Linked DNA regions of Homo sapiens: regions 2, 3, 4, 5, 6 and 7 are each linked to region 1. A link is a loop called in an ENCODE intact Hi-C map of the cell type or tissue named here. Cell type or tissue: A673. All regions are shown on one strand. Region 1 holds the start of DNAH7 (dynein axonemal heavy chain 7). Region 2 has its middle 130 kb from the start of LINC01825. Region 3 has its middle 35 kb from the start of LINC01825. Region 4 overlaps DNAH7 (dynein axonemal heavy chain 7). Region 5 overlaps LOC105376755 (a long non-coding RNA gene). Region 6 overlaps SLC39A10 (solute carrier family 39 member 10). Region 7 overlaps LINC01827 (long intergenic non-protein coding RNA 1827).

Region 1 (4,000 bases):
GTTGCTTCACCTTTTGACTATTGTGAATAATGCTGCTATAAATATGAGCATATATATACATATATGTATATATATATGTATGTATGTTTGTGTCCCAGCTTTCACTTCTTTAGGTTTGTACCAGAAGTGGAATTGTTGGATCATAATATATTTCTATTTTAATTTTTGGAGGAACTGCCATACTGTTTTCCATACCAGCTGCACCATTTTACATTCCCACCAGTGGTGCACAAGAGTTCCAATTTCTCTACATCCTCATTAACACTTGTTAATATTCTGTACATTAATCCCTCATCAGATTTGCAAATATCTCCTTCCATTCTGTGGACTTTTTTTTTTTTTTTTTTGAGACGGAGTATCACTGTGTCGCCCAGGCTGGAGTGCAGTGGTGTGATGTCGGCTCACTGCAACCTCCGCCTCCTGGGTTCATGCCATTCTCCTGCCTCAGCCTCCCGAGTAGTTGGGACTACAGGTGCCCACCACCACACCCGGCTAATTTTCTGTGTGTGTTTTTAGTAGAGACAGGGTTTCACCATGTTAGGCGGGATGGTCTCGATCTCCTGACCTCGTGATCTGCCTGCCTCGGCCTCCCAAAGTGCTGGGATTACAAGCGTAAGCCAACACACCCGGCCTGTGTGGATTGTCTTTTTACTGATGAGAGTATTCTTTGATGCACAAAGGTTTTTTATTCTGATGCAGCCGAATTGTCTATTTTTTCCTTGTCGTTTTGGTGTCATGTCCAAGAAATCACTGCCAAATCCAATGTCGTGAAGCGATTCTTCTAAGTTTTCTTCTAAGAGTTTTATAGTTTAAGACCTTACAGTTACATCTTTGATCAATTTTGAGATAATTTTGTATATGATGTTTTTAGGTAAAGGTCCAACTGCATTTTTTTCCGCATATGGACATTTAGTTTCCCCAGCATCATTTGTTGAAAATAAATTGTTAAGGTCACTATAGTCTTGTAGTAAGTTCTGAAATCAAGAAGTGTGAGTACTCCAACTTTGTTCTTTAATTTCAAGATTGTTTTGGCTATTTATGACCCCTTGGGGTTCCTTGTTAATTTCAGGATGGAATTCTGCCATTTCTTAGCATAAAACTTTTCAGTGGAGGTCAGTTGCTTTTGACATCCAAACTCCTGCCCTTTTATAGGGTCCTTTAAGATATATCACCTGCTTATCACCTCAGCTTCTTCTCTAGACTGGCTCCAATCCCCTTTATCCAAACCTACTCATCGACCTCTCAGAACCATTTTCACTGCTTCCAATAGCTATGCTCTCTTGTCTCAGGCCTTTGTATGTGACCTGCTTTTTGCCCGGCATTCTTTGCCTGGCATTTCTTCTTCCTTCACATTTCAGCTTCCACATCCCTTCCATGCCCTCCATGAGAAAATTAGTTGGTGCTTTATGTTCTCACTGAGGACTGCCATTCTTAGCACCGTCTCCACTACACGGTAAGTGCTTGGCTTGGACACCCCCCAGCCTGTGGCGAATGGATGTCTTGGTCACATTTGTGCTTAGCACACCACTTTTCATGTAGTAAACCATCTGTGAATGTTGGTTTCAAGAATTGTTGGAAGGTTCCTTTACTGGTATTCTTCCAAAGGATAGTTTTCTGGAGTGTGGGAAGAGTCAACAGCACAGGGGTTGGAAGCACATGAATAATGAAAGGTGTTTACTGGATCCTGCCTCGCATTACTCCACTCGCCCACATTAGCAATGAAATCTGTAATCATTTCATTCCAGTGTTTCTCCGAGACCTCTGAGGGGTTAAGGCAGCAGTCCTGGGCATCCGGCTTATTTAGAAGGAGGGTGCGGAAGTGTGAGGATCTACTTCAGTAATCAGAGGATATTGGAGGAGACCCACCCAGTGTCTTTGGTTATTCAACGCACACCTTAGACCTCACAACACTGGCAGCAGCGCCCCAGAAAGCTCCTCTTGCGGGACCGCGCGCCAGCTTCCGGGTCCAGCCCCAGAAGGAACAGATGACCGGAAATGGAACCTGCGCGGGCCCGTTGCTTAGCAACAAACGCTGCCCGGACGCTAGACGGCTCTGGTGCGGAGGGAGCTGAGACCGCTGCAAGTCCCGGGGCCCTGCCTCTATCGTCCTAGGGGTTCCGCGGGCAGGAGCAACCCAGAAGCACCGGTGAGGCCAGCGCGTCCTCGCAGCCATGAGCAGTGAGCAGGTGAGAGGGCTGCTCTTTGCCAGGCTCGCCGCCGCCGCGACGCTTCCCAGGCGTTTCGGAAGTGGTGGAAGCCCCTCCTGCCTAGCGAACTCCCCAGCTGTGACTCCGCGGTGTACAGCTTCCTTCACCCCACTTGTGGCCTGGGTTACTGAGCGCTTTCCGTGAATGCCCTTATAAGTTCCCTTCCCAGCTGTTTGCCCTTGGTCGTCATAACAACCAAACCTAGCCGCCTAGCGGCGCGCCAGCAGGGGGAGCCACAGCCCAGAGCACCCCCAGAGTGCTAATGGCGGTGTGCTTGGGTGAGAGGCGGCTCTGCGAGGAGTTGCAGCGGGTTTGGGTTCTAAGGTGGGAATCGAAGCCAACTCCTAGCCATGTGACTTTGGACAAATCTCTTAGTCTTTGTAAGCCTTAGTTCTCCCACCTCTTATGCAGAGCGGGGGAAACATCAGAACAACTTTTCTTCTTTTTGAGGTTGTTGTCAATTTCAAATTAGATACCATGCCATACCATAACTATACAATATTATACTATACATGAAAGGCCTTGGTAAGTGACATATGGCACTTCTTAAGATGATATTCCATGGTATGTGATAAAAGATGCACTTTGCAATAGCTGCTTTTCTTTCTCTTTTTTTCTCGTTTTTTTCCTTTCTGTCTTTCTCTCCTTTTTCTTCTAAGAATTCTTTCTTTATTGAACTTAAGAGCAACTAACAGAAAGGCAGAACAATGGTCAGTCGTCTTAATATCAGCACAGAATGGGAAGATATTAAACGTGGTCATTATTCTGGCTAGCTAGAAAATAACTCTAGCTTTCTACGTAGTGATGAATAAGGAAAAGGACTCTATAAACCTCCTGGAAGAAAAACAGTTGTTTTTAAGCCTGCAAATTTCATTTAGCTTTTAAACAATATTAAACGGTAATTATTTCTTTTTTATTGCTTTATAATGCTTTTTTCGGTAGTGTTAGAATTTATTGTGGAAACAGTATTAAAACGGATTTAGTCTCCTATCCATTGAGTTGTACATTACTAACAGAACTATGTGAAGATCCTGATTGGTTAGTTCATCAAATAAGTAATTAATACCTGAAATGCTCAAGAAAATTTGGTTTGAACCTTTTTAAAAAAATAAGTATAATTTAAGAACTAAGAAATGGACACTGATTCATATGCTAAAGTATAATTAGTATTGGTATTAATAATAAAAGAGTAAATGACAAGCAAAAAACAAAAAGTTCAGATACAAGTAACCAAAAACACTGAGCAATTGTTTAATAGATCTTACTAGTTTTTTTCTACATGATATTAATGTAATCAGATTTAAAAAATAACATTTGTTACTGTCACCATTATTATATATTGAGCAGCTTCTTTGCTTGTTGCCCAAGTTAGTCTTCGGCCAGATCTTGAACCATATCCTACGTTGTTAGAGTTTAAAATACACTTTTACCACATTTCCAATGGTATTTCTCAATAGCTGTTTTTCACAATTCCCCTAACTTACCCATCTACAACTAAAAAGTATCCACAAAAAACCCACCAGCCGTTAAGTTCTAAATTTTGCTTCATCTTTATAAAAGTGATGTTGGGAAATGACACCCTAGTCTCTCACTCCCCCTCCAGAAAGGTTGTGATTTATTGAAGAGGCAGCGGGATCTTAAAAGAATGGACATGATTTCCATTTTCCACTTACTATTTTTGAACAGCAGAGGGCCCTCTATCACTGTTTTGGTTGATTTGTAATTTAAAAACTAATCTTGAGAATTTCATTTATGCTAATTTAGAGTGTAGCTTTCCTTTGGAAGGATGAAAG
Region 2 (4,000 bases), 660 kb after region 1:
CTGGGTTATAAATTTTTTTTCTGGCTTTAATCCATGTACACATAGTTAAGAAAATAAAATTAATTTCAGAGCCAACCTTTGAATTTAAAATTTATCTTCTCCTTAGCCTTATCTTCGCCTCATCCAAATTATAACAAAACTTTATACTACTTTAAGTAGTAGAATGTTCAAATGGTTGGTAAACAAGACTCTGGATTATATGAAAACAGAAGGAAGAAAAGGTGAAATATATTTAAAGGTTAAATTCTTGGAATAACTCTCTTTTGATTTGGCAATTCTGATGTAATGAGTACCAAAAATGAGTCTGATTCAGGTACTCTGAAAATTAATTTTCAAGAAAACTGGATTGAGAGCATATTATACACTTTAATGCTACTTAATTAATATTTGCCTCATATTGTGCTGTTATTGCAGTTATATAGCCCATGACACTGATCATAATAATGATAATAATAAATAATAATAATGGGTCCTTCAATAAATATTTACTGAACACTTATTATTTTCTAGATAGTGTTCTAGGTGTTAGGAATACAGCAGTAAAGAAAAACACAAGCTCTGGCTCTCAAGGGGTTTACCTGTGACAGAAAATAAACAAAATAGAGAAACAAATCAGTAAGTAATATGTCAGAAGCTGACAAGTTTAGGTAGAAAAGCTAAGTGAGTGGAAATAGGGCATTGCTCTGTGACATTGAAAGAGAGTAGGAAGGGACATGGTATTTATTGAGTTTGCTGTATTTGTCAGGTGTTTTGTTTATTTTTTCTTGTTAACCCTCAGAACTCAGAGGTGCATTTGTTTATATATGCCAAAACTAAGACCCATACAGATGAAATGATTTGCCCAAGGTCTCAGAAATAGCAACTGTTCAAGTCAGAATCAAACTCAGGTCTTACTAACTCTGCTCTACCATACAGTTTTTCTTACCTTCCCCATGATCCAGGTATTTAATGAGTGAATTTTTTTTATTAGCACTTTTCAATACACAAAGTATATTTCTATTCACACTCGGATTTAATTTTTGTAATATCTTAATGAAATAGGTGGTAGCATCAGCCTGACCCCTCAGAGGGATAAAATGATTTCCCCAAGTTAGAAAGTGGCATATCCACAAGTCTTTGACTCCAAAGCCTTTGCCCTTTCTATAAGCTAGAGGCCAAGCTAGAGGAGATATACCTTGGTGTTCAGAAGAATGGCCTCTTGAGCTGAAAGACTGGCATTTGAATCCCAGTTCCAAAACTTCATAGCTTTTTGGCCTTGAGATTTTAAAAACTCTAAGCTTCAGTTTTCTCCTATGTAAAATGAGAGTAACAATAATGTTTAACCTATGAGAATGAGTCAACACATCTAAAGCACTTACAACAGTTCCTGGAGCATAGTCAGTGGTACACAAAAATTAGATGTTAATATAATGTTGGAGAGATGAAACTAACATAATTGTCATATGTGCTTCCATATAATTTTAAAATGATGTGGTTTGGCAATAATTACAGCAGAAGTTCAGGCAATTGGGATGACCTACACAGGCACATGAACTTCTAGTTCCCAGGAGTCTTTTCAAAGGCCCCTATGGATATCTCCTTCCCAGCTTTTCCTTGTAAGCTTTTTGATTAGTCTATTGTTTGTCTCAAATCTTTTAAATAAAATTAATCTTTAGTTAGACAAATACAGGTTGTATATTTTTACGGTATACAACACAGGGTCTTGAAATATGTATACATTGTGGAATGACTAATTCAAAATAATGAACATATGCATTACCTCACATTTTGTGTGTGTGTGGTGAGAATACTTAAAATCTACTCTCAGCAATTTTCGAGTATGCAATAGATTTTTAATAACTATAGTCATTGTAGTATTGTACAATAGATCTCTTTGAAATAATTCCTCCTAACTGAAGTTCTGAATCCTTTGGCCAACATCTCCCCAATCTCTATCCTCAGTCGCCCCCTGCAGCCCCTAATAACCACCACTCTAATCTCTGCTTCTATAAATTTGACTTTTAGATTTCATATAGAAGTGAGATCATTTGTCTTTCTGTGCTTGGCTTATTTCCCTTGGCATAATGTCCTCCAGGTTAACCCATGTTGTCACAAATGAGAGGACTTCCTTCACTGTGGATATACACACATTTAAAAAATCTATCCATTTGTTGATTGATACTTAGGTTGATATATTGGCTGTTGTGAATAATGTTGCATTGAACATGGGAGTGCAGATATCTCTTTGACATACTGATTTTTATTTCCTTTGGATATATGCCCAGTAATGGGATAGCTGGATCATAGGGTAGTTCTATTTTTAGTTTTTTGAGGAAACTCTATACTGTTTTCATAATGGGCATACATACTAATTTACATTCCCATCAACAGTGTACAAAGTTTCCTTTTCTCTACATCCTCTCCACCACTTGTTATTTCTGATTTTATTTTTTGATAATAGCCATTCTAACAGACGAGAAGTGATAGCTCATTGTGGTGTTAAACTCCATGTCCACCCCAGTAGACCAAGGCTCCAGGCTTAACCCCATGGACCCAGGCATGTGGCCTTCCAACTTGCTGACCCAAGTACCAGGCAAGCCTGCCTGAAGGATCTAGCAGCAAACCTGTTCACTGACCATACCAGATGGCCAGCCCAGAATTTCTGGATGGACTGACTGGGAAAGGACTTTCCCCGATGAAGCCAGTCTTTAAATATTAAAATAAATGCCTACTTCTTCAAATGGGCAGCACCAAAGCATGCCTGCAAGGATCAGAAATGTGGTGTCAAAGGAACAAAATAACCAACCTTAAAGAAATGAATATTTGTAAACTTCCTGACAAAGAATTCAAAACAATCATCTTTAGAAAGCTCAATGTGCTACAAGGGAATACAGATAGACAACTACATAAAATCAGGAAAACAATACATGAACCAAATGAGAATTTCAATAAAGAGATATAAACTATAAAAAGAACCAAACATAAGTTCTGGAGCTAAAGAACACAACTATTGGGCCAGGTATGGTGGCTGACACCTGTAATCCCAGCACTTTGGGAGGCTGAGGTGGTTGGATCACTCGAGTCTAGGAGTTTGAGACCAGCCTGGGCAACGTGGTGAAACCAAGTCTCCACAAAAAATTAAAATGAAAATTAGCCAGGCGTGGTAGCTCACACCTGTGTTTCCAGCTATTCAGGAGGCTGAGGTGGGAGGATTGCTTGAGCCCAGGAAATCAAGGCTGCAGTGAGCTGTGATTGCACCACTGCACTCTAGCCTGGTGACAGAGCTGGACCCTGTCTCAGAAAAAAAAAAAAAAAAAACACAGTTATTAAACTGAAAAATTTCACAGAGAATTTCAACAGCAAACTCCGTCAAACAGAAGAATCAGTGAACTTGAAGATAGGTCATTTGAGGCCAGGTGTAGTGGCTCATGCCTGTAATCCCAGCACTTTGGGAGGCTGAAGTGGGTGGATTGCTTGAGTCCAGGAGTTCAAGACCAGCTTGTGCAACATGCTGAAACTCCTTCTCTAAAAAACAAACAAACAAAAAAATTAGCTGGCCATGGTGGTGTGTACCTGTGGTGGCGTGTGTTTGCGGTCCCACTTACCCTGCCAGCTGAGGTGGGAGGATCACTTGAACGCAGGAGGCTGAGGCTACAGTCAGCTGAGATGGCACCATTGCACTCTAGCCAGGATGACCCAGTGAGACCCTGTCTCAAAACAAACAAACAAACACACAAACAAGATAGGTCATTTGAAACTGCCCAGTCAGAGGAACAAAAAGAAAAAAAGAATGGGGTAAAGAAAACTTACAGGAATTAAAGTACATCATTAAGTCCCAACTCTTATTCAATATCTCAGGCAGCTGCAATGTTGAACAATTGTCTGTGCTTATTTTTGACAAACGTTCCTGGGGAAAAGGCTGTTTGCACAAGATGAGCTCTGAGTCAGGTCAGGTCAAATAAAGCTTGTGAGTGAGATCTTCTAGAGATTCACTAGATACGTCAAATAATGCCCATTCTCT
Region 3 (4,000 bases), 570 kb after region 1:
AAATATTTTTTCCTAGTCTGCTGCTTGTCTTTTCATATTCTTAACAGAGACTTTCACCAAGCAAAAAATTTTAATTTTGAACCGGCTCAATTTATTTATTTATTTATTTAATAGATTGTGTTGTTAGTATCAAATCTAAGAACTCTTCATTTAGCTTATGGTCCTGAATATTTTCTCCTGTATTTTTCTTAAAATTTTGATAGTTTTACTTTTACATTTAAATGTATGATCATTTTGAGTTGATTTTTGTGTAAGTTATGAAGATTAGGTTGAGGATTTTTTTTTTTATTTTTTTTGCCTATAAATGTCTAATTGCTCCAGCACTATTTGTTGAAAGGGCTATTCTTTCTCCATTGATGGCTTTTGCATCTTAAAAAAAAAAACAGTCAGACATATTTGTGTGGGCCTATTTCTAGGTTTTCTGTTCTGTGGATCTACGCACTTATCCCTCCACTAACACCACATTATTTTGATTACTGTAGCTATACAGGAAGCTGTAATATTGGGTGGAGCGATTCCTGTCATTTTACTCTTCTTTTGCAAAATTATTTCGGCTTCTTGTGCCCATAAGCCTGTCTGTATCTATGAAACACCTTGTTGGGATTTTGTTAGGAATTACATTAAAGCTATAGATCAATTTGGGGAGAATGGACATCTTTACTATGTCAATCCACTTTTGAATTAATGGAACATTCCATTCATTTTTGCTGTTTTTACGAATATAAGTAAAGAATACAAATAAAGTAAAGAAGCTTTCCATCTAATTCATAGTAAAAATACATTGGTATCAATTTACTTACTTAAAAAAGTAAGAGTATTTTTTTTCTCCCGAAATCTTTGGGTTGATTTAATTTTCTACATTAATGTTTACAAGCAGAACTTTTGTTTCTATATAGACACAGCCATGGATAATCATAACAACTGTGACTCTACCTCCTTCAAATAAATGCTTGAATTCAATTTCCCCGCCAATGCCTGGTAGTAAAGGCTAAGTTAGCTAAATAGGAGTAGTTGGCCATACAATAACTAAACATTCTTCTGAGTAAAGAAAAGTCTGGAACGCAGATTACTTAGCCAAATGACTCATGGATTGTGGCCCTCCAGAGAAAACTGAGAGCACATTAAACCTTCTAAAGCTCTTTGGGATGGGAAAAAGTGTTGCTAAAAAAGGATTTTTACTATATCCTCCCTTTTAAACAGGGTTCAAATTGGAAAGCGCTTATCTCAGTGTACCATTTTGTTTTGCTAGTTATTATTATTTCCAGCTCTATTAGGTGAGTGATCTCACACAGAGAAGGGAAAATTGAGCTTTTCTGGCTGGGCACTATTACTCTGCCCAGCTGAAAGCTGCTATGCTGGACAGCATCTTTTCTGTAGCTACATTTGTAGGCCACAGGAACTGTGGATAGTTATGTATTCAGTTGTTACAGTCATCTATTTATTTGTCTTAAGAATAAAAACAAATCTTCCAATTGACCTTAATTTTTTTGCAGCTGCAGTTTTAAAGAATTATAGTATCTTTTTATATTAAGAACTTTTTTATAAGCCAGTAAAAATAGAAATTTGATTCACAAAGTTTTTTCTTTCTAGAACAATTTACTGGCATTTATTTCTCTTAGAGACTGGGATAGAAGAAGAAATGCAGATGATTAAAACTCAGGCAGTAGATCCCTTGCTTTAAACCAGAGCCAAGAAACTTTCTAACTATATATTTATACTGCTTCCAGTTTTAGAAGGCTGGTCGTCTTTATTGAAGGCAAGTCAATGTGGAAAGCTCTATTGTTGTGTGTTCAAATACTATATTATAACCCTGTATTTGTTTTTCTTCTGTAAATTCATACAACACTTTGCAGTTATTTCTTAGTTCATATACTTTTGGTGCCATGTGACAGAAAACTCAACTCAGTGTATTGACCCAAGTAACATAAAAATCAAGGTGTAGACATAGCTGGATAGTTCATTCCATCTCTTGTCTCTGCTTTTAATTGTGTTGGCTAACTTTTTAAGTAGGCTTCCCCCTGGTGGCCCACTGAATTTTCCTCTCCTGTTGACTCTTGTGAGTTGGACTTCTGAGTCCTGCAATTAGTGTTAATTGGGTCATGTATTTATCCACAAACCATTTACTGTGGAGAGGGCTAGTCTATTCCCCTGTTAACCAGGCTAGGGTCAGAGGTTATTTTCCTGTCTATTCCCCAGTTAACAAGTCTAGGGTCAGAGGCAATTTTCCAATCTGAACCTTGCCATTTGAGCCAAGAGCTTTGGAAGACTACATAGATATGCACAGTTTGGAAAATATGTAGGGGTAGAGAGAATGCAGTTGTAGACAGCATTTTTGCATTTCTGGTTATAATCAGGGCACTTTTCTTTGTTCAGAAATTTCTCTTCATTATAAATTACTCTGTTATTCTGTTATAGCAGCATGAAACTAACTAAGAGCTACGAAGTCATTCTGTATCTGAGGACAGTTTCAGCTCCATCCAAGGACTTAGCCTCAAGATGTGGAAAAAGTTAGTGATTTAGAGTTGTGTATGTCTGGAGAGGAACTGAGGGTTACTAAGCAGGCAAAAATCAACAGCCGTTCACTACGACAGGTTTTTTTTTTTTTTTTTTTTTTTGAGACAGTCTTGCTTTCGCCCAGGCTGGAGTTCAGTGGCGCGATCTCGGCTCACTGCATGCTCTGCCTCCCAGGTTCACGCCATTCTCTTGCCTCAGCCTCCCGAGTAGCTGGGACTACAGGTGCCCACCACCATGCCTGGCTAATTTTTTGTATTTTTAGTAGAGACGGGGTTTCACCGTGTTAGCCCGGATGGTCTTGATCTCCTGACCTCGTGATCCACCTGCCTTGGCCTCCCAAAGTGCTGGGATTACAGGCGTGGGCCACCGCGCCCAGCTACAACAGGTTCTAAAGAGCTGTTCATTAAAGAAACAACTGGAAAATAAACAAAACAAGTTTATGTTTGTTACTATGGTTTGAATGTGTCTGCAAGTTGATGAGTAAGAAACTTGATCACAAATTCAATGGTGTTAGGAGGTGGGACGTAATGGATGGTGTTAGGATCATGGGGTCTCTGCACTCATGAATGGATTAATGCCATTCTCACATGAGTGGATTCCTTATAAAAGGATGAGTTCAGCCCCTCTTGCTCTCTCTTGCCTTCTCTTTGCCCTTCAGCCCGGGTGACACAGTAAGAAATACCTCATCAGATGCTGGTGCCCTGATCTTAGACTTCCCTACCTCCAGAACTGTGAGAAATAAATTTCTCTTCCTTATAAATTACTCAGTCTGTGATACTCTGTTATAGCAGCATGAAACTAAGACCCTTGTAAATCAACAAAAACAGGGAAAATGGTAAATAATCCCTTATAAACAAAACCTTTTTATGAAAGTGTTTAATAAAATAGTAAATGTTCATCAGTGGCTTCTTGTTTTTGGGTCTTGATCTGTTTACATATAAATTTAGGCGGCTGATTAAATAGTTTCTTAGGTGTCTCAGGTTTAACATTCTGTCATTCCACCATTAGCAGTCCTCACTCCTGTTGAGTATAATGTGTCTCTCTAAGCCTTAAAGGCTGCAGTGTGATGAAGGTGAAGATGCTGCATCTGGGAATTCCAGTAGCTTTAAGTAATTGCCATTTGAGCCAAGAGCTTTGGAAGACTATATAGATATGCACAATTTGGAAAATATATAGGAGTAGGGAGAGTACGGTTTTAGACAGCATTTTGCATTTCTGGTTACAATCAGGGCACAAAGTGATAAGACGAAAGTTACCATACACTCATTTAAAAAATCACTGGTTATTTTTCCAGACTTTTCTTTGTTCAGAGAAATATTTAATTATTGTATTGCCAACCGCCATTCTCTGGGATTGGCTGGTAAATTTTGAGGTGATAGAAGCCAATTTTAACTTTAGCCTTGTGATTTGTGAACATTTTCTTTTTCTTATTTTTTTTAAAGCCAAACTGCTCATTCATCTATTTGACACATATAGTGAAACGTGT
Region 4 (4,000 bases), 130 kb after region 1:
CTTTGCCCATGCCTGTATCCTGAATGGTATTGCCTAGGTTTTCTTTTTCTAGGGTTTTTATGGTTTTAAGTTTTACAATTAAGTCTTTAACCAATCTTGAGTTAATTTTTGTGTAAGGTGTAAGGAAGGGGTCCAGTTTCTGTTTTCTGCATGTGGCTAGCCAGTTTTCTCAGCACCATTTGTTAAATAGGGATTTTTTTCCCAATTGCTTGTTTTTATCAGGTTTGTCAAAGATCAGATGGTTGTAGATGTGTGGTGTGATTTCTGAGGTCTCTGTTCTGTTCCATTGGTCTATATATCTGTTTTGGTACCAGTACCATGCTGTTTTGGTTACTGTAGCCTTGTAGTATAGTTTGAAGTCAGGTAGCATGATGCCTCCAGCTTTGTTCTTTTTGCTTAGGATTGTTTTGGCTATAAGGGCTCTTTTCTGGTTCCATGTGAAATTTAAAGTAGTTTCTTCTAATTCTGCAAAGAAAGTCAGTGGTAGCTTGAGGGGAATAGCATTGAATCTATAAATTACTTTGGGCAGTATGGCCAGTTTCATGATATTGATCCTTCCTATCCATGAGCATGGAATTTTTTTCCATTTGTTTGTGTTCTCTCTTATTTCTTTGAGCAGTGACAAAACCGTATTTTCTATGAAACTTCCTAGTAGCAGAAATGAGAAAGCTCTCTATATACTCAATGTTTCGGGCCCCTGATATCACATTCATTTGGTTTAGAAATGTAAACCTAGTAGATCATCACTAGAGCTGATGAGATTGGTGGGTGGTTGTGAAGTAAAAGAAGACACTTAAAAATTGTCAGTCAGTGTTCTTTTAACCAAAAAAATGACAATTAATAATTCAATTCTTCCCCTTTAGGAGACAGAAAGTAATTAAAGTGTCAAAGAAGTCATACTAAGATTCAAATTTCTAGTAGCTTCCTGTTACAACATCTTATTGCTATGTTCTGAGGACATAGCTATGAAGTACCAGCCTTCTGTGACATGGAGGCTTGTACATTCCTTGAGTTTCCCTGTATGAGCCCAAGTGCAGTTCATCCTGCATTTGCTGAAGCACTCAACATGGAATGGTGACTCTGTACCAGGATTTGATGGCGATTCTTAGAGGAATTTAAAGTCAGTGTTATTTTACTATGATAAATACCTTTCTTGAAGGATGGAAGATTATAAAATGTTCATTTTAACTCCATAAAACATGGAGTGATGTAAATGCTTCATTTTCCCCTTTCCCCAGAGTCAATCCTTCCCCACCTGCACTCTTTCTAACAGACAATTTTGGGGTGAGGAGAAGGAAAGGGGGAGTAAAAGGGTCGCTTCAAGTGTCTGTGTGTTTTAGACACCATATTAGTCACTTCAAATACATTATCTAATTTAGTCCTCATACCGATTTTGAGAGAGGGCTTTTATCCCCATTTTCAAGATAATAAAAAAGGGACTCAGATTAAGCAGATGATCTAAGGTCGCACAGGTAGTGGGGAATAGAGTGTGGACAGACACCAAGTCTGTTCAACTTGGGCCCCTTTCTTTATCTGATACAGTCTTTATTATGTTTGTCTTCTCACTGGGAGAGAGTAAAGGTAGTTGAGTTGCCAGTCATAAGATGATTACTTTTATTTTAAAATCTTAAATCCATATACAAAGATACATAGATTATTGCCTGTGTTCATTTAAAAGTAGCATATTTGGTTCAGAGTTATTAAGCTAATCTGGTTAAATAGGTTTGACCCTGGAAATTCAATAATAAAAAAAGTTTACCTGAATGCTCTTTCCATGGTTTGTTGTTGTTTGTTTGTTATTTTGGCAATTATAATATTTAGCAAATGGAATATACTGGTTTAAATAACTGAGTTTTTAGCTTTCAAATCTTAGATTAAGAATGGAAACATTGCAATAATTTTTTTGGTTGAGAATAACAAATACTGTTCATGTGTGAAAGGAGTTTTTTACATTTATTAGCCACAATTCAGCTTTTTTCCCCAAACAAATACAGGCATACTTTTCCAGAAGGTGGCACTCTAAGAACATTATTTTGATATTTGGATTTAGGCGAACATGATGGCCTGAGTCTGTTATGCTGTGTGTGTTTGTGTGTGTGTGTGTGTGTGTGTGTGTGTGTGTGTGTGAATGTCTATTTGAAACATAAAACAAGAAGCATAATAAAATTCCTTTTAAAAATTATGCACCTTTAAAGATAAATTGATCTAATTATATTATATGATTTATATATTCATGTTTTATTGAGGAAACAAGTAATGATAATTATTTTCTTTGATTAAATTGCTGTTTCCAAATTGCATTGTTGTAATCCAAAAAAAGCAAAAATTGTATCTTTCCTTTTCAGACACATTCAAAGTATGTTCACAAAAACATACTTTAGAGACTCCTGCAATTGAATAAAATTCCTATAGGAAAAAATTTACTGGTTACATTTTTGGTTATCTCTCAGTCATGGCTAAATACCAAAAATATCTAATTAGTTAATCTTGAAATTTAGTATTTAGTTTTTAACAATATTCTCTTGATTTAATTTCATATAAATTTCCTAAAATGCCCTGTTACATTAATAAATGTCTGGTGTATTTTCATGAGGTGTGCTACTTGGCGATTGAAATCTCTGTTGTGTTAGCACCTTTTTTGTTTTTTCAACACCTTCAAGCTTATTAAGTAAAGAACTTTCCTTACATTGTCAATGATGTCAGTGGTGAACACTGACTTTGGAATTATAAGACCAAGAATAGACCCAGATGACATCAACCATGTGTTAAAGAAAAAAAAGTAAAAAGAATTCTATTTCAACTATATCTAGGCTGTATTTTTATATGTATTTCTAAAGATTTTCATAAACTTGGTGGTTACTGTATAGATATTTTGAGAAATCAATAAACTCTATTTACTTTTTTTAAAAAATATGAGTTCTTTAAGATCAGCTTTTGGTTATAATTCTTATTTTGAATACACAGGATAAAAGAAAGCTCTTTTAAAAATATTTGATTGTGTTTGAATCACTTTAAAGCAAACAGCTCACAGTGACACTTTCAAGTGAGAATGTTCACCATGCCTTAAAGGTGGAACAGTCTGTCTCTAGAGAGTTCAGGAAGAGCACACCTTGAACTTCAGTCCTTCAGCAAGAAGTGTTATAAAGTAGTTTCAAGGGTCATTGTTTACAATGTAAGATCTTCTTAGAAAGCTTTCTTCCTCATTTCCTCAACCCTTACTTTTTTCTCTGTAGTTATAAAACAGGGATTCTGTTATGTTATTATTATTCATAACAATAAAATTCAAAATAATAATTATAATGATGACTTATTGTTTAGAATTCTTTTCCTCAAAGAATAAAATACAAAAGAAAATATCTCATACCAGTTTGTTTCCACTGTCCTTCTTGTGAGTTCAGGCAGTGTTCTCTCTCTCTCATTTTCTGTTTCTTACACTTCTCAACTTAGAATGAGAATCGTTATGAACAGGGCTGAGGATTAAATCAATGTGACTTTTACAGAATCAGAGAGGCCAAGTAGACCTAGAATATGCAAGACTACTTTTAAAAAACAAATACTCCCCTTAAAATTTACATAACCTTTGTTTGATTACAAACATATAATCTCAAATATAATATGAATATAAATAGAGTTAGTATCTAATATTTTTGAATTGAGTGTTTTTTATTTTTATTTTTAGGATAAACATGTTCTGACAGTTGTAACCATTGACAGAATGCTGGAAAGGCTGAAAAAATCTAATGAACTTTTGGAGCTCATTCTTAAAGGACTTAATGAATATTTGGAAAAGAAACGCCTCTTTTTCCCCAGATTCTTTTTTTTGTCCAATGATGAACTTCTTGAGATACTATCTGAGACTAAAGATCCCACTAGGTAAGTAATTTACATGTAGAATACATGACTAAATTTATCTGCTTAAACTTAATTTTTAGAACAAAGTAGAACATAAATATATATAATCATGTTTATATAATATTTTTTCTACAAGAATGTTCCAAGT
Region 5 (4,000 bases), 750 kb after region 1:
CTTCCTTTTGTCATCAAAGTTTTCCTCACCTCTATACTAATATTTTGCAGCTCTATCAAGTTGCTGGCAAATCTAATCAACAAATGGAAACCAAAATGATAATGGCTGAAATAAAAAATAGTGTATATTTTGACCTAAAGGAGTTAGCATTTTGTATATTTCAGGCTTGTGTCAGAGCCAATGAGAAATATATTTTTCAATGAGATTTCTGTTAGAGATAATCAGGTCATATCCATTTTCAAATGAACAACAGATAGGGCAAAAATGCCTTGACAACAGCCCAAGATGTACCTGATGATCTTTACTTCATTGGCCTTCATATATTTCTTGATAGCCCTCTCTCTCACTACTGATTTTATTCTCTCATTGCCTTGGAAGCTTCAAAACTGTCTTTGTTCATTTTGTGTTCCCATAAGAGAATGCCCGAGAGTGGGCAATTTAGAAAGAAAAGGAGTTCATTTGGCTCATGATTCTGGAGCCTGGGAAGTCCAAAGCTGGGCAGCCTGTCTGGTGAGGGTCTCATGTGAATTAAACTCATGGCAGAAAGTGGAAGGAGAAGCAAGTGCATGCAAAAAGAGGCTGGGCTTTTTTAAAATAGAAACCTACTCTTGTGGATTAGTCTCTGGGGACTAATCCAGTCTCCGGAGAGCAAAAACTCACTCACTACTGCAAGAATGGCATCAAGCCACCCAGAAGGGCAGCACTCATGACCCAAAAGCTTCCTATTAGAGCCTACTTCCCACATATTCCATCCCCCAACATTGCCATACTGGAAATTAAGTTTCCAAAATGAGTTTTGGGGACACTGAAAGCAAACTAAAAGCTCCTGCATATTATAATCAGGACATCATGAGTGGCATTCTGTGGGAAATATTTTCCCTCCATTTTGAGTGTGCTTATGCTACATCAGTGACATTCCTAATCTTCTTCAGAGCTGAAATGTAATATTGCATGGACAGAATTTACTGTTGTAATTAGACCAGATCAGGATGACATGGATTAATGGATAGCCTTAATAAAATAGTTTTTAATTCTTCACTGATAATTTTAAATGTAAGTTTTCTACCTAAGGCCATGAATAGATCAGAAACTTAAATCTGTTTAATATTTTCATGTAGCGTTTCTCATTATGTCTAAGTTAAAAAGGGCATTAAAAATATGCTACTTGAGGGAGAGACTAAAAAACAACTGTACAGAAAGAACTGTGCTTGATTTTGTATCTTGAATTTTAAACTAAGGTAGCTTCTTATGAGAACAATCCAGAGAGTTATTATGATTTTAGCATTGAGAAGACTATTAATGTGAAAATTGCTTTATTATCATTTTGACCTTATTACAACATTTAGGTTCACGGTAGACCACCTATTAAGTGATTTTTCACCTTTGAGAACAGAGGCATAGGTAAAATTGTTTTTATTAACATAAAGTTCATATTATATTAATTTGCTGTATAAGCATTCATAATACACAAAGGCTGACTAGTTCTTGATGTCAAAGGAATTGTAGTTACAATGCTCCACGGAAAAGGAAACCCTGAACATTGTTACTCACATCTTCTGTGATTTTTTTTTTTTTTTTTTTTTTTGCTATAATGCAGTGAATGAATTTCAGCCATCATTTACTGAAATCTGTTGCCTGGGGGCTTAGAACATTCTTTATATTTAGCAAGCAGGAAAACTAAAATCGTGGCATATGAATAATGAAACAGACATATGTACTCCCTCTGGTGAAGTGGAAATAAATACTGTACACCTTTACAAATATTAGTTTATTTGTCCATTTTACTTCTATCCATAGGATTATTTTGCATTCTTTTTCAATGAAAATGACTAGAAAGTGTTCACAGTTGATAAATACATTTTCAGAAATACTAAGGCTTATATTGCATTAGTAAAATATTTTTGTTCTTTATAATTTTATATAGTTTTTAAATTAAAAAAGCATATAATAGGTGGTAAGTGCTAATGATGGTAATCAGGCATCTGGAGCGGAGGAATAGTTAAAATTAAAGCTTCCTTTCCTACTCAGAAAGTGACCTAGAAACGGCTTTCAGTGCCTTAGGATATTTGGCCTTGCCAGCCTTAGGGAGGGTTGAGAGGTGCAGGTTGTCTCTGAAGTTTGTCTTTATGTTCTATTAACAAGTCTCAACCTCGAGGCTGTGTCTGATTTATGGGCTTGGCTTGGTTCCACCCCTCACAGAGGTGGACTAGGGAAGCAAAGGCAGCAGCCAGGCTATCCGTCACCCAGAAGCTAACTGTAACCAGCTGATTTAGATTCTCTGCCTTGCTTGCTTTTCCTGAACTGTTCTTCATTATCATGATTCTGGTGCTCACATTATCTGAGACGGCAGGCTTTCCAATATTTTTATTTAATTTTTTTCAGTTTGTACCTCTTCTGACTGGGGTAGTTTACTTGATAGTGTTTAAATTCAGTTTTTTTGGAATACTGTGATTATGACTTTATGAATATATTAGGGATAAACATGCTTCTGTATAGTCTTCTTAATATTTAAATGTTTGAAGATAAGGGATGAATTTGGAAACTGAATTTCTCTCTCAGGTTTATTTATTCTTATTGTCAATTGTTAGCTACTCAGGAATGGCTTTAAGCCAGAGCAGTTAATTCTTTTCTTACCTTGGTGAAAGTGGGATCCAAGACTTTCAAGAGTCAGCTGAAAGGGTGATGCTGCACATTCTATCACTGGAGAGGGGAGAAAGCAGCCTTTTAAACTATTCCTGCACTCAACAGTTTAGTTATCATTATTTTATTGAGAAGAATAACCAGAGCTTAGCCACACTCAAATATAAAAGTACTACTGGCTATGTGTTAAGTGTGTTAGTACATTATTTCATTTAATGCTTTAATTTCATTATTTCATTATTCCCATTTTTACATGTGGGGGTTCTGAAGCTCAGAAAGGGTCATTTATCTGCCAAAAAGTCACATAGCTTGTAAGCAGTAGAACCAATACTTGGGCCTCATGGACTCTGTAATGCATGCTCTCAACTACTGTGGTGATTAATAATAGCGCCCAAAGACAAAAATAAAGGAGTTAAAGCATTGTATCATTTTTTTCATGAGTTGTTCTAGCTCCATTACACAATGACTGTTTTAGAAACTGATCAGAAAATATGCCCTTAAATGATTCTAAAAATCCTTTTTTAAATTACATTTTAACTCTCAACTTGGAGAATATATAATAATCACTGGTGTTTTACAGTTACCAACGATGAGGCAGCAGTTGTGGTGATTATGAATTATTGCCTTAACCAATTTATTTTGCTGTATTTTTCTTTTTATATACGCAATAGACTAATATGTTAAAAAAGATCTCTGTCAAAGTAAGACTAAATGGCTCTTAGAATAAATGTAAACTATTTTTAAATTATGGGAAAGCAACTTGTCACAATTTAATTGTCAGTGATTTTCTCCTATTGGAACATAAAATAGTGTGTTTAATAACACTTTAGATTCAATAAAGTACAATATGCATTATGCCCATACAATGTCCATGCAAATCTATTAAGTAAAAAAGCACCAGTGCGACATTTCTCATTGTGCCTACTACATTGTAAATTTCTTGCCAACTGGATCATCTTTATATCCCAATATCACCCAGTGTAGTGCATGCAAGTGACAGATACTGAATAAATCTCTGTTGAATGAAACATGTAATGAGACTGATTTTCTTATATTCCCAGAAAGAGAAATTTAAAACAAGAGTTCCAAAAATATTTTACCAAGTGTCAGCATCATTATAATTATTGTAGAACTTCCTGTGATAATGACCTTGCTCAAAATATCATGCTAATTTTAATGTATTTATCATAAGGAGCAATGGCCTCCTAGAAAGAGCACAGTTTAGGAAGTTAGAAGATTTTAATTTTGATCTTGGCACCACCTTCCTATGACATCTTAGGTAAGTCATTTAACCACATCCTGAACTATAAGGATAATAATTAACAGCTCTCACAGCTATTGTACATGGTCAAAGTCATTG
Region 6 (4,000 bases), 400 kb after region 1:
GGCTGCAGTGAGCTGTGATCGTACCACTATACTCCAGCCTGGCAACAGCTTATTGTTCTCTTTCCACTCATCACTGACAGCTGTCTTTATTCTAAAAATAGCTACTGCTGCACTACCTCAAATCTTTATTATTCCATGCATTTTCACCCTTCCCTTTTTCAGTGTCTTGTCACTGTTATACATCCTTGATTTTATACCAGCTTGCCATTGTAAAAACTGCCAGCTAAAATGATCCTTCTTTTCCATGACGTCATGGGAAAAAAATAATCAAAAAATCTCCAAGTCAATCTTTGTATAACATTGACTTTTTTTATGTTTCAGACAACACAGAGGCTACTTATTCCCCAACATGGGAGCTTTCTGTCCAATTAATTTTTTAAAACTACATAAAATTCTTGAACATAGAGTCTTGACCACATTCCCCTTTCTTATATAGCTACATTCAGAAACACAGAGCTGGGGTCTTTTAATATATGCATATTAAATAAAAGGACAAAAAAATCAAGCTAATTATTACCAGAAAAAACAAAGTTGTGCAGGAAAGTAGTCATTTATTACAATGGCACATTGTATAAAATAATATTTATAGCATAAAAATGTAACCCCAATTACTGTTCTAAACCAAAATTACAATGAAAATTGTACGGAGAAACTGGAGTACAGGAAATAGGAAGGTATGCACAGAAGTGAAAGAGCACTAAAATCATTCTTCATTAAATAGATAATGGTTAGAACTGAAAATCAGCTGCAAGTAATGAACATGTTATCTGGAGACATGGTAATGAATAGCAAAATAATCAACTAAAGGAATTAAGGGGTTCCTTATCTCTCTAGGCAGAATATGAAAGGAACAGACAGGGGACTGATTTTTCCCCCCAAGAAACTTCACACAACTATTTGATTCTTTAAACTATATTCATGTATAACTTTGAAAAAAACCTAAAAGTTGGCAATTATAAATTAAATTTTAGTTGACAAACCAATAAAATAATGTCACATGTGGAAGAAAATGAATTCTAGCTTTAAGATTTTCACAAGCATTTGTCTGTGGGTTTTTCAAGTATTTATTTTTTGAGGCAGGTTTCCACTGTTGCCCAGGCTGTAGTGCAGTGGTGCAATGATAGCTCACTGAAGTCTCAAATTCCTGGGCTGAAGCCATCCTCCTACATAGCTGGGACTACAGGTGCGCAGCACCACACCCAGCTAATTTTATTTATTCATTTTTTTGACAGAGTCTCGCTCTGTCACCCAGGCTGGAGTGCAATGGCGCAATCTCTGCTCGCTGCAACCTCCATCTCCCAGGTTCAAGCAATTCTCCTGCCTCAGCATCCCAAGTAGCTGGGATTACAGGCACCTGCTACCACACCCAGCTAATTTTTGTATTTTTAATAGAGACGCCATGTTGGCCAGGCTAGTCTCAAACTCCTGACCTCAGGTGATCCAGCCCCCCTCAGCCTCCCAAAGCGCTGGGATTACAGGCGTGAGCCACCGTGCCCGACCTCACACTGGGCTAAATTTTTTGTCGAGATGGTGGTTTCCCTATGTTGCCCAGGATGGTCTCAAACTCTTGGCCTTAAGTAATCCTCCCACCCCGGCTTCCCAAAGTGCTGGGATTACAGGTGTGAGCCACTGCACCCAGCCTGTTTGCAGTCTGAAACACAATATGCAAACATTTTAATTCCAATTTGTGCTATTATCTTTGATTACTTGCTTCGAATGAATTCCAAGATGAGGGGAAAAACTATAAAAACTTTAACACTTTTCAGGTTTTGTCATATACTTACTTTCCAAATTGATTTCTAGAGAAATTAAGCTTGGTTATACTGCCACCAGCAGTATGATCATAGCACTCTCATTCACATTATTATAAATTTTTAAATAAATAAAAGGTCTTACTTTATTTTTAATTCATATTTTTAAAGTTATTCCTGATGTCTCAATATTTTTTCCAACATATATGAGCTTTTACATAACATGATTCAGTCACATTTTCTGCAAAAACCCTGCAGTTCTGTTCCTTTTTATTTTGATCATGTTTTCCCTTTCATGTATAGATGTTTTCATGTACATGCAATGAAACTTATTAAGGTTTCTGCAATTTCTTCTATGACTGCTGCTAAATTTTAAAAGTTTTTTCTCCCCATATTTTAGTGTATATTTTCTTATTTTTTTTTAAAAGAAAAGCTATAATTAAAAATAACTCCTAAAAAACTAAAACCCCTAACATCTATTTCTTTTTTAGGAAAAAGAAAAATGTCAGTTGCACTAACATCCAACACTTTCACACACATATCAGTTAACTAAAAAACCTTAAGTACTTGTGTTTACGCAAAAATCTTCACAGAAAAAGATTTAAGAATTTGTTTTAGAAATTATATATTCCATGAAATTATATTTACAGTGAATTTAAAGAACTTTTTTCTTAATATATTTCAGTGATTTAACTTTAGCATACCTTTCTGATTTTCAATTTTTAACTGGCATGATTATTTGCTTGAAAATAAATTCTATATGTACACTGTATGTGCTTTCATAAGATGTTATATACATTCAATTATTCACTTTATTTGGAAAAAACGGGAGAGAAGGAGGAGGGAAAGGGCTGAAAAACTAGTTGTTGGGCACCATGCTCAGTACCTGGATGACAGGATCATTCATGCCCCAAACTTCAGCATCACACAATATAACCCAGGTAACAAACCTGTACATGTACCCCCTGAATCTAAAATAAAAGTTGAAAAAAAAAAAAAGAAAAAAACTATAGACTATCCTAATTTAAAACCCAAATCTTTTTTCTGTTTTAATATACAATTTACTTTTCTCTTATTTCTTTTTTTTTCATAACTTCTATATTCTTGAAACACCATAAAATCAAAATCTTAAAAACAGTATATTCCAAACATTAAAAAATTATGAAAATATGATATGCTTTTCTAAAAAAGGTCCATGGGAATAGAAAACATGATCTCACTGCCTTATAATGTATATATACACAGAATACGTTATGTGTATATTATACTATCTTATTATTACGTTTTCTTACATTGTTTTACTGATCTCATTTTATAATGTAGTAACACACCATGTATTGTTTCATTTATATTGATAAAGTATTTAAATAAATCTTTCCCTAGCCCCTTTCATCAAGAAGCTATGTTCCTCTATAACACAGTGCAAAGTATATTTCTTCACATGCAAGCAAAATAATGTAAGGAGTCATCTTCAGTAGAAGTGCACTGAGTTAATATACCAAAATATTTGTTTAAAGGCCTGTAAGCATGCAGTTTTGAATTGCTTTATGAGGGGAGTGAGAAGATAGGAGGGAAAGGGGAAGGGAAAGAAGACATGAGACATAGGCGGCATAAAAATATGATCCATTTCCTGCTCTGAGAGAGTTACAAGGAAGACACAATCAGCTTTTCAATTAGAAAAGGTAAACTGTGAGAGAGCTACATAAGTAGCTACAAACAGTGTGACAGTTCGGTGGTAACCAACAGTTGAAGGCCAAGGGCTTCACATTCCTTTTCCGACTCCAAGCATAATAAAGCATAATTCCCTCTGCAGAGGAAAAATGGAAAGCGGAAAGAGACAAAAAGCTTCTCTACTATGTAGGTAAAGAACACCTGCAAATTCACATTACCTATGAATTGATCATTTGACTGAACATTTTTCTACTAAAGTATTTTACCGCAAGAGCAGCTATAGACAATACACACATCAATAAGCAAGTTTTGTTCCAACAATTTACAGAAGCAGGGATATTTGGCCCATAGTTTGCTGATCCAAATTTAATTTACAGATTTTTTTTTAAAGTGCCAATCCAGCAGACAATTATAGGGGAAACCACTATTTTAAAACTCAAAAATTCAAATATATAAAAGTGAATTTAGAAAAAAGCCTAGAGGTGGGAAGGCAAGGAATATCTGAAATTGTTTCTTTTTATTTATAGATATTAAAGTAATAGCATAGGCTGGGCACGGTGGCTCATGCCTGTAATCCC
Region 7 (4,000 bases), 500 kb after region 1:
CCAGGCTGACGGGCAATGGCGGGATCATGGCTCAGTGCAGTTTCGATCTCCTGGGCTCAAGTGGTCCTCCCACCTCAGCCTCCCAAGAAGTTGGGACCACAGGAGGGGGCCACCATACCCGGCTAATTTTTTTGATGTTTTGTAGATATAGGGTCTCCCTATGTTGCCCAGGTTGGTCTCTAACTCCTGAGCTCAAGTGTTCTGCCCACTTCAGCCTCCCAAAGTGCTAGGGTGAAAGGCCTGAGTCACCACTGCCAGCCAATTGCTGAAGTTTTTGGAAAAGAAAATTCTTGTCTGATCCATGGGAGTTGCTTCAAAGGTACTCTCTGCTTTTGTAGATATGAACTAGGAAGCATGTAACTGTGGTTGCTTCTGACTACACTAGAAGACGCAGCCTAAGACGAAAACTGCTTCACAGGAGATAGAGTGCAGCAGTGGAAAGAAAGCAGGTCTTTATTGACATTATGGGACTACTGGTTTTGTTAAAATCTGCCCAGTTTTTGGTTCGTCAGTCACATCGGCCAATACATTCCCTTGGTTGTTTAAGTTGTTTGATTGGATTTCCTTTTACTTGTAACTGAACTCTTAAATTTGAGTGAGATTAATGATTTTCTAGGTCTTAGGAGACAAAGCAATCCCTTGAATTTCCTGGCTCCCTAAGTAGAACAGTCGTTAGTACCATCTTGTCCATTGTGTTTTGCTTGGTTCTGTACCACCTAGCAGAATGCCTAGGACACATTAGTTGCATCACCGAAATTTATTAAGTGATAAGTTCCCTCCTCTTGAACTCTCTCAGTAATATGATCAGCATACAATCTTCGAAAGTAGTGGATTTCAGGGAGACCTCTGACTTTCAGGTTGTGTGATGTGCTCTTGGAGAAGATGAAAGACAACTATTAATGAAATGAAAGTGATTAAGGAAGAAGCCAATCAACTTCATCAAGGCTGGGAAAAATAAACTGATAGTGCTATGCAAACAGACATCATACCATATTTTTCCTTATTATATATTTTGTATAGTTATCCTCATTCCTACCTTAATGAAACTGTGTCCTCTACATTTAGAATGCAGATAGATTTAAGAAAAAAAAAAAGATTATATTTTCCCATAGTCAAAATTAAGGTATGTATCTGGGACTTTGGTACATTACCTCACATAATCCTGACAATCCTGACTGGTGGGTATCATTAGTTCTATCATACAGATGAGGAAATTGAGGAAGAGACATTAATTAACTTGTTCAAGTTAGTAAGTAATGAGAGTTGAGATTGAAGTTAAAAGGTCTACTATTACTTTATGATAATTCCAAATACAATTAATTTATGACCTCTCTGGTCTTGCTAGGTCTGAAGCTCTTGCTGAAAGGATATCATAGCACGCATAGACTATCTCTGGTGACAGTGGTTTCCTCCAAAGATGCTAACTGGGTGACTAGGAGTGGGAGACATTTATTTTTCACTGTTCAGTGTTTTGTACCTTTTGACATTTGAACTATATGCTTATATTACTTTATCCAAAATATACATATTTAGAAAAAAATTATATCATGGAAATTTTATCTGATAAAACAATAGGCCTGTAATAGATGATTTTGAGATCCCTTCTAGTGCTAAATGTATTTCATTGTGTGAGTCTATAAAAAGGTCTCCCAGTTTTAGAGAATACAAAGATTTCTGCACTGAATGTTCTCCCAAACCACTGAAATTGCCTAAAAGGATCTTTAAAAAGGTTATCTATCTGTCTATCTATCTATCTATCTATCTATCTATCTATCTATCTATCTAGCTATCTATCTATTTTTTTTTTTTTGAGAGTCTCGCTTCGTCGCCCAGGCTGGGGTGCAGTGGTGAGATCTCGGCTCACTGCAAGCTCCGCCTCCCAGGTTCATGCCATTCTCCTGCCTCAGCCTCCCGAGTAGCTAGGACTACAGGCGCCCGCCACCACACCCAGCTAATTTTTTGTATGTTTAGTAGAGACGGGGTTTCACCATGTTAGCCAGGATGGTCTCAATCTCCTGACCTTGTGATCCGCCCGCCTCGGCCTCCCAAAGTACTGGGATTACAGGATTGAGCCACCGAGCCCGGCCAAAGGTCATCTATATTGTTGTCAGTATGAGTGGCTTAAAAAAAAAAGATCAGATCGATTAAATTTTGGAAATTAAGCTTTAGATTCAGATTAGGCCAAATGTCTCTGGGGCCCAATAAAACCTAAAGGGACCTGCCAGCATTTTCACTTGAAAGGACAACTTGGTTGTGATTAACACCAAACTACCAAAGGAATGGAGAGAGGAGCAGTTAAGAGTTCAGCAATTAATCACTCAAGATGTCTTCCATGGGTATGGACAAGCTGAAGGGAAGCAAGCTTTGCACATTTTATTTTCTCAGGAACACAGCAGGCATCTTGTAAAATCACTAGGATAGGCCCCATAACCAAAACAAAGGAGGATAAAGACAATTCATGTACATAAGCACTGGCAATTTGCCTTTGTTCTCTAATGACAAACCCTACAGGAGACAGGAACCCGCTGGAGTCTGACCTTGCCTCTTCCTAGTGAGGACAGCTTAGTATGTGCATGTGTGTGTTTAAAGCAACTGCTTCACATGTAGGATATCTTTCAAGTGTCGGAGATACCAATTGTATGTGATCTTAAGAAGCTTTTTCATCAAACATGGCATAATTTTTCAGTACAGCTACTTGAGTGTGCATATTTATGAGTAGCTTGAAACAATAAAAACAATGAAAAACCTTTTAATGCACTGAAATTAGCACAAATATGAGCTATGTAGCTAAGCTCCATTGTTCATAGCATTGAAGATAGTCACATCTAATTTTGCTGCTATAGAAAGCAAATCAGTTCTGCTAACTGAAGCCCACGATATTTTGCACATTATTTTTTTGAATTTCTTCGGTCTATTTTAGTGTTTGAAATGCTAAAAACTTCTGTCCCAGCATTCTTTCTGGAAAAAAGTCTGTATACTGTCTTTTGAGCTCTGCTACTAGTTCACAAGTCACTCTTGACTGAAGTTATAAAGCAAGAGAGGGGATTTTATTTATGGGATTTTGTATTATTTTTTTCTATTCACTATAGTGCATTTCCTCCTCCCAGGCCACAGGATTCTGCTGCAAATTCTAACAGGAGGAGGCAATGGCAGCCCTTACTAAAACCGCAGAACTACAGGAAGAGGATCCCTGAGTGGGATTCCTGTGTGAAAGGCATTTTCACCTTTTTGTGTATCTTCAGAATCTTAACTTTCATGAGAGAAGAATAGAAATGCAACAATGGAACAATCCACTGTATACACGTAGCTGACAATTTAATAAACTTGAAGGAAATGCTACAGAGTCCTGTCAATGTCTTTCTTGGTCCACATGCGGCTTCTGTAGGAGATCTTCTATGTGTCAGGCCAGAAATTCCATGCAACCAGTCCTAGATTTCCCAATGGTGGTGCTGAATGGAGCGTTTCACTTGGTGTCATTGTCAGACAGTTCTGCCAAGTTTGTTATTAGGCCTCACGTGGCCTATGTAACAGGTTTTCCCCTACATCTTGTCTAACCAACCTAGCAAAACTTTCAGTTCATCCCCTTCTATTCCAATCTGATCAAAGCTTGAGAGTGTCTCATGAAATTTTATAGGTTTAGTTGTCTCATTTAAATTACCACCATGAAAATCTCCTGGATCTTAAAATTAATGTAAACTTTAATCTACAATGTGATTTCTTCCCCACCTGTGGCCTGATTTTTATTTTTTTTTATTTTTTATTTTTATTTTTATTTTTATTTATTTATTTATTTTTTTATTGATAATTCTTGGGTGTTTCTCACAGAGGGGGATTTGGCAGGGTCATGGGACAATAGTGGAGGGAAGGTCAGCAGATAAACAAGTGAACAAAGGTCTCTGGTTTTCCTAGGCAGAGGACCCTGCGGCCTTCCGCAGTGTTTGTGTCCCTGGTTACTTGAGATTAGGGATTGGTGATGACTCTTAACGAGCATGCTGCCTTC

What was found. Peaks named below come from ENCODE experiments on the same cell type or tissue, not always from the same donor. Only the 100,000 strongest peaks of a DNase experiment are listed, where the experiment ranks them.
Region 2: a loop joins it to region 1, with 3 times the contacts of the local background. A loop is called at or near these places in 8 of 110 quality-filtered maps.
Region 3: a loop joins it to region 1, with 2.8 times the contacts of the local background. A loop is called at or near these places in 18 of 110 quality-filtered maps.
Region 4: a loop joins it to region 1, with 4 times the contacts of the local background. A loop is called at or near these places in 9 of 110 quality-filtered maps.
Region 5: it touches region 1 in a loop (7-fold over the local background); 16 of 110 quality-filtered maps call a loop at or near these places.
Region 6: it touches region 1 in a loop (13-fold over the local background); 54 of 110 quality-filtered maps call a loop at or near these places.
Region 7: it touches region 1 in a loop (5-fold over the local background); 24 of 110 quality-filtered maps call a loop at or near these places.

What each region holds. Positions count from the first base shown.
Region 1 is chr2:196,066,883-196,070,882 of GRCh38, reverse strand. DNAH7 (dynein axonemal heavy chain 7) reads left to right here and starts at 2,046. Exons shown (of 65, transcript NM_018897.3): 1 at 2,046-2,186. The coding sequence starts at 2,172. RefSeq lists enhancers at 2,135-2,224, 2,705-2,754. In A673, CTCF peaks have their summits at 2,225, 2,425 (motif pointing right) and 3,892 (motif pointing right); DNase peaks (open chromatin) are centred at 2,022, 2,432 and 3,872; H3K4me3 peaks cover 1,168 bases.
Region 2 is chr2:195,402,794-195,406,793 of GRCh38, reverse strand. No RefSeq gene overlaps it. Among named protein-coding and RNA genes, the nearest start is that of LINC01825, 130 kb to the left of the region's middle. In A673, a CTCF peak has its summit at 1,938; no DNase peak of the experiment used is centred here.
Region 3 is chr2:195,496,391-195,500,390 of GRCh38, reverse strand. No RefSeq gene overlaps it. Among named protein-coding and RNA genes, the nearest start is that of LINC01825, 35 kb to the left of the region's middle. In A673, a CTCF peak has its summit at 2,052 (motif pointing left); no DNase peak of the experiment used is centred here.
Region 4 is chr2:195,936,472-195,940,471 of GRCh38, reverse strand. It overlaps DNAH7 (dynein axonemal heavy chain 7), which reads left to right. Exons shown (of 65, transcript NM_018897.3): 20 at 3,680-3,873. Among named protein-coding and RNA genes, the nearest start is that of DNAH7, 130 kb to the left of the region's middle. In A673, a CTCF peak has its summit at 1,994 (motif pointing right); a DNase peak (open chromatin) is centred at 2,041.
Region 5 is chr2:195,320,715-195,324,714 of GRCh38, reverse strand. The region is part of intron 1 of LOC105376755 (a long non-coding RNA gene); the gene reads left to right. Among named protein-coding and RNA genes, the nearest start is that of LINC01825, 210 kb to the left of the region's middle. In A673, no CTCF peak of the experiment used is centred here; no DNase peak of the experiment used is centred here.
Region 6 is chr2:195,662,542-195,666,541 of GRCh38, reverse strand. The region is part of intron 1 of SLC39A10 (solute carrier family 39 member 10); the gene reads right to left. Among named protein-coding and RNA genes, the nearest start is that of SLC39A10, 7.3 kb to the right of the region's middle. In A673, a CTCF peak has its summit at 1,850; no DNase peak of the experiment used is centred here.
Region 7 is chr2:195,568,970-195,572,969 of GRCh38, reverse strand. LINC01827 (long intergenic non-protein coding RNA 1827) reads left to right here. Exons shown (of 2, transcript NR_187191.1): 2 at 3,108-3,339. Among named protein-coding and RNA genes, the nearest start is that of LINC01827, 3.5 kb to the left of the region's middle. RefSeq lists an enhancer at 2,159-2,749. In A673, no CTCF peak of the experiment used is centred here; a DNase peak (open chromatin) is centred at 2,449.